Linked DNA regions of Homo sapiens: region 2 is linked to region 1. The links are chromatin loops, found by intact Hi-C in ENCODE. Cell type or tissue: endothelial cell of umbilical vein. All regions are shown on one strand. Each heading gives the region's core, and the rest is flanking DNA. Links, peaks and the distances in the headings are about the cores only.

Evidence for each region. Hi-C counts contacts between places; a loop is a spot of excess contacts. Peaks named below come from ENCODE experiments on the same cell type or tissue, not always from the same donor. Only the 100,000 strongest peaks of a DNase experiment are listed, where the experiment ranks them.
Region 2: a loop joins it to region 1, with 6 times the contacts of the local background. A loop is called at or near these places in 2 of 110 quality-filtered maps.

What each region holds. Positions count from the first base shown.
Region 1 is chr9:2,836,901-2,839,820 of GRCh38, forward strand. PUM3 (pumilio RNA binding family member 3) reads right to left here. Exons shown (of 18, transcript NM_014878.5): 2 at 1,526-1,617; 3 at 280-501. The coding sequence starts at 1,607. Among named protein-coding and RNA genes, the nearest start is that of PUM3, 5.7 kb to the right of the region's middle. In endothelial cell of umbilical vein, for the core only: no CTCF peak of the experiment used is centred there; DNase peaks (open chromatin) are centred at 1,261 and 1,671; H3K27ac peaks cover 402 bases.
Region 2 is chr9:2,335,904-2,338,823 of GRCh38, forward strand. No RefSeq gene overlaps it. Among named protein-coding and RNA genes, the nearest start is that of VLDLR, 280 kb to the right of the region's middle. In endothelial cell of umbilical vein, for the core only: no CTCF peak of the experiment used is centred there; no DNase peak of the experiment used is centred there.

The DNA of each region.
Region 1 (2,920 bases), core at 260-2,759:
AAAAGAAATGTTTTATTGAGGTTCCACTGTATAAAGCCATTATAATTTAACTTAACTCCATGGCTAAGGTAATTCAGAAAAGGGCTAAGAAATAAGAAACTCTAAGCACCAGAGGAAAATTGTGAGCATGAAAGATGCTTTGTTGTTTATTTAAGCCACCTACCTGTCCCAAAATGTTACCTGCCAAGGAATAAGAATGTGAGGTTTCTAACGCACCTCCAGAGTCCCTGTGCACAATCGTTCAGGCACTAGTTCAGGCATGAACGAACCAGTACTTACCATCGCTTCTACCATCTGGCTGGAATTTTCTCTTCTTGTTGAATTTATTTGCCGGCTGGAATTTGTTCTTTGGTGATTTGTCCCCTTGCTGCTTATTCTTGAACTGCTTTACACCCTTTTTCCCAAGTTTTGTGATACTTTTCTCAAAGTTCCTAGATGTGACTTTAGGTCCACCTTCTTTAGCAACTTTCCTTGTTGGAAATGTCTTTGAAGAACCAGAATCTAGTGACAATAATAATTATAAGTTCAATGATTCTGGGCCCAAATCTCTTTTATCTATTGGATTATATCCATTACAGAAAATTATACTTTTTAATCCCAATACCATGTCTTACTCTCAAATATGCAACATATAGCCTTTTGAGTAGAACTGGATTTAAACAATCAAAACAAAAATAAAAAATTCTTTCCTTGATTATAAAACCACCTAGAGAGTAGAGAAATGTAAAATAAAAGCTACCCATGATTCTACCACTAAAGATAAACACTGGTGTCAGTTTGGTATGTTTCTCTAGTTTTAAGCATATAGCAGAGCTATTATTTATATACCTTTGTATTCTGCTTTAATGATGGTCTACACAGAATTTTCAAGAGTTCAATAACAAAAGAAGTCTTAAGAAATGACTTCTTGAACATTCTTGAAATTTGGAAAGTATATCATAAGGACATCTAAAATGTTAATTTTAAAATTTTCTAGTTTTAAGAAAATTTTAAAGCCTATATTAAAATTATTTATCAAAAACTTTTGATCAAGAAGGCTTACAAATTAGTACCTAACAAATGAGATGCAAACAGTAATGGCTAACATTAAGGAAACATTAATCATTTGTATAGTCCCTTGACTTTTCTGTTTTACAATACTGACACCTGATGGAATAATAAAGACATCACCATTATAAATTCTGAACCTAAACGTATTTGGCTTATGAGCAGTATGTATTAAACAGTCCTAATTTATCAAATGTTAAAATAAAATGTATGGTGAACTAGTGTGAATAAAATGAGGCAACAGCAGCAACAACTGAGATAAGGAGTCTTTCATGAATAAGGCATTCCTCAATCATTCTTGCAATTTCTTAAGTGTCTAAATGTCATGAGCAACATGTTAACTCATACACAATAACACATACTTCTTCCTACTATTTTAATCCTAATCCTAGCCAATGAATACAGATTGAAATTTACTACATGCCCTCCCATCCCCCAATTATAACAGCCAAACACCCACATGGGAAGCATATCTTACCACTATTTTTATGAAATCTGTTTTTTTCTTGTGCTGTCTTTGTACTCTTTCCTGTGAATTGCTTTTTCCCTTTAACTTCCATCGTAGCAACTCTGGAAAACCAAAACCAAAACCAAAAACAATCACTGCAGTTCTCTTCATCAAATAAGAGCTGTTTCATAGTCATTGCCACATTTAGTCCTTCAGTCTACAAATACAATACAAATCAGCCAGATATAGAATGGACAAGTACTTAAATCCAGCAATTTTGCAATCACTGACTCAAATTTTAAAACTGAAAATGAACAAGGTATCAATAAAAAAACTAAGAACAACACACACCCTGGCCAGTGTTTGATATCTCTGGAGGCATCACTTCACTTCCACAATAGTACTGGCTAAAAATAGACCACTATTGACACTAAGTATAATAAGCATCAGAGTTTGCATTTTGTAACCTGGGAAGACTAGGGGATGAATAACTGACAAAATTATCGCTTGATTTCTTGGAGCCTAAAAAGCCAGGAACAAACAATAGGCTGCATGTACCACTACATGCATTTAATATAAGAAAATAAAGGATTATCTGAAAGATTCCTATGCAATCCAACACAGCTAAAACAAAGATTAGCATCCAGTGTTTAATCTGTGATTGTTTTAGACGCAGCCAAGCAATTGGCAGTGAACTCCAAAATAAGATGTTGAAATAGTTAATATTTCATTGAAAGGAATCTGTCTAATAGGCGCTTTATAGGCTACTGAGACACCATGGTGCACAGGATAAACAAGTTATAACCCCTCACCTACCCAAGGTCCCTGAAAGCAGCAGAACAGATCAAGAGAAAAAGCCATTTGGCTCATTTCTCCACTTTCCAAAGTTGGACGATCAACTCATTTGAAAGCTGGCTGTAAACAACAGATGTTAGGGATCCCTAGACAACACCAGATATTTCTAGATTAGAATTGCCCATTCAAGAACTAATTTCTCAGGATATTACCATAAGAGAAAAGAAGGGTTCTGGGATAAAATATATTTGGGAAACAGTAAGTTAAATGACAAGAATCAGCCCGTAAGAAAAGGCTTTTCAGATTCTTTAATTTGCTAATATATACAATCAATTCTCAAGCAAAGGCTAAAGGATGCAGGATTTTCCAACTCCAGTTGAACCACTTTTTCCTGGAACATCATAAGGGAACAGCAGACTTCCAAGGAGTACTCTGGAAAGTGCTGTTCTAATCTAGACTTTTCTAATGATTTTGAAAAATGGACAGTCCCTGAATTACTCAGCTTCCTCAGGGCATTTAGAACTGAAGGGTCACATTATTACTTGGCTATGGCCATCATAACCATACCTGCATCTCTCAGCTCTTCTACACCTGTAGTTTTCTAAGAATCCATTCATTTACATGTTTTCT
Region 2 (2,920 bases), core at 146-2,645, 500 kb before region 1:
CACATGGCAATCAATGAGACAGAGGCATGGCTAAGATGCTTGGGAACAAAGAGGAGGTCATGTAAGGCTTTAGGCTTCTGACACAAGAAAGGTGACCTTGGCTGGGTCTTGAAGGGTTAAGCAGGACCTCAGCAGATACTAAAAGGGAAAATAATGTACATAGAAAAATGAACAGATACAGGTAGTGGGCAAGAAAACCCGTTATTGTGTTTAGAAGACAACAGGAAACACCATGGGGTTATGCATTTGAGCAGGTAATGAATGACCTGAAATAGGTTGGTAAGTAACGCTTGGACTCAGCTGCAAAGGGCACTCAATATCTGGATGTCTGAGATTAATGGAAGAATGCCATTGCCAGATTTCCAGCAGGGGGTGCAGTAACAGCTTATGTTTCAAAAAGTTCACTTAGATGGCAGCACAAAAGAGAAATGCAGGCAGACAGGAGATAGTTAAGCATTCCAAACGAAGGAAACTGGGTACTCAAATACACACCGAACCCCTTTGGGCAGTATGCTTAAGGGAGAACAGGATTGAAACCAGATTTTTTTTTTAAGATGGAGGAGATCTGAATATGCTGTAGGCTGAAGGTCAGTTGCCATTGGAGATGGAGAGATTGATAGTACGGGAGAGAAGTGGAGATAATGGATGAAGACCTTTACCCATGCTAGCCTAGCATGCTGAGTTTCTTTTAACTGACTACATGCAGTGCATTAGCATCGGTCACTTTGTAAAAGAACACATGAAATACTCAATATCATTGCATAGTAATACAAAAATATAACGAAAAGATAGCAGAAGTCATTACAGAAATACCTTAATCTCAGGGTACATGAAATGACATGAACTAAGATAGTCTACCAAGAAAGGGCAAAATGATGAATGAGACAACGTTGTACTACAGGATAGTCAAGTTAGCAGTAAACCTAAGTAATGTCATCGGAAGAGAGAGGGAAACTGGGGAGAAAGAGAGATAATGGAAATCAGACAGCACAAAGAAGAAAACAACAGTCAGAGGAGAAGAGAAACGGTCAGAAGAGTCCATGTATTTGTACAAAGGAGAAAAATGACATAGGAAGTTTTAAACAGCCCATAAATCCTGCTGTCTCCTACTTCTCACCACTCTCACCTAAGGCAAACGCTGTAAAAGAGCTGCCAGCTGTGGCTTGTAGCATAGGAGGCTGGGGATCTTTGGAGATGGTTTTGCAGCATCTCTGGGTCTTTTTTATCAGCCCACAGTAAATGGACTGCCCATATTTTCAGCCTGGCTGACTACTACCCAGTTATAAAGAGAGCTGTCTGCAGGAGGAACTGGCCCTGAGATCCTTGGACACACGATGGTTTTCCCTTCACCTTCAATCACCTGTGGCCTCCTAAACAATGAATAAAGAAAGTGCAATACCTCCTGGCTCAAGGAGTGTTTACCTTTCCCAAAGTGTCAGATGAGGACCGTGGTAGGCAAAGCTGTACTTATACTAATGAGACTCCTCCATAAGATGTGTTCAGAGCCCAGCTCAGTGCTTCTCAAATTTTCATGTCTACATGTATCACCTGGGAATCTTGCTAAACTGCAAGTTCTGATTCAGCAAGTGTAGAGAGAGGGCCAAGATGATCAATTTCTAACAGGGTCCCAGGTGATACAAATGCTGATGGTCTTTGAACCACACCTTGAGTAGCAAGGCATTAGGAAATGCTCTATTATGAACTGAGAAGGGTGTTAGGTTAAAAAAAAAAAAAAAAGGAAAGAGTTTTTTTGCTGTCTTTGTAGAGAATCCACATGGAAATATGGCAGGATGTCATTTCTGCCTTACCACTAGCCGGATACTGCCACGGAGCTGTCCTTGGCTCTGGGTTCAGTTTCCCAATGAACTTGGCCTAAGTTTTCCTGACCGCAATCAAATGAGTCTTGGCTTAAGGAAATCTCTAAGTACAATTCCCTCTTCTGTCTTAATGGCACAGAAAAGGCAGGAGGGTGCTCCTGGGATTCACCCACGCAGCAGAGCAGAATAGATGAGCCCACAGAGAAATAAGATTTCCAAATGACTTTTGCTTATGACCTGATTTACATCTCCACAAAGAGTGAGAGAAATGAGTTACTTTCCCAGTCCAGGCCCTACTTACTTGCTGAATAAACTCTGTTTAGGGAAAAAACCCGAACAACCCAAAACTTGAGGCTTTGTGCAAGGTTCACTTGACTAGTGAAACAGATGAAGGCAAAAGTTTTCTAGAATGTTTATATTTAAGTTCTGCCTAAGGGGAGCTCTTTTTATCACCTGAATATGTCACTGTAATTTGATAAACAGCAGGAGAGAAGAGGCTGGCATTGAAAAATGTTTAAAACACTGCACGATGTTTCAGTTAGCTCTGGCACAATGGATTCTCATAAAAAGGAAGTTTTATTTTCAGTGCTGTCGCCCAGCTTTGCTCAGTTCAACAAACACGCATTTGAGTGTCTGTTATGTAGCAGGCACTGTGCTGGGTGCTGAGCACACAGTAGTAAAAAGTGGTTGCTGTCCTTGGGGAGCACCCCGTACTATGTGGGAGATGGACAAGTGGAGAGATAATGTCTATGCTGTATTGTCTATGCAATAATGGAAGTAAGTGCCTGAAGTCTGAAGCACAGGTGGGATCTTCTCACCCACTCTGCAGGTGGGGAGCATGACACAAGGAGGGTCTCTGAATAGATAACATCTGAGCTGAATCTACAAGCTCGAATAGGAATTAGGATGGTAAAAAGATTTTAGGAAGGTGCTAGTCATTAATGCTAACCATTAAGTATTTCTGATTTTTCCCTCTTTCATGTACATAGAATAGCCTGTCCCTGACCTCTTACATGTAAGTATAGCCACATGACATGCTCGAGCCAGTGACAGGTGGGTGAAAGCAATATATGGCATTTCTAGGCAGAAGCTTTAAACACGTA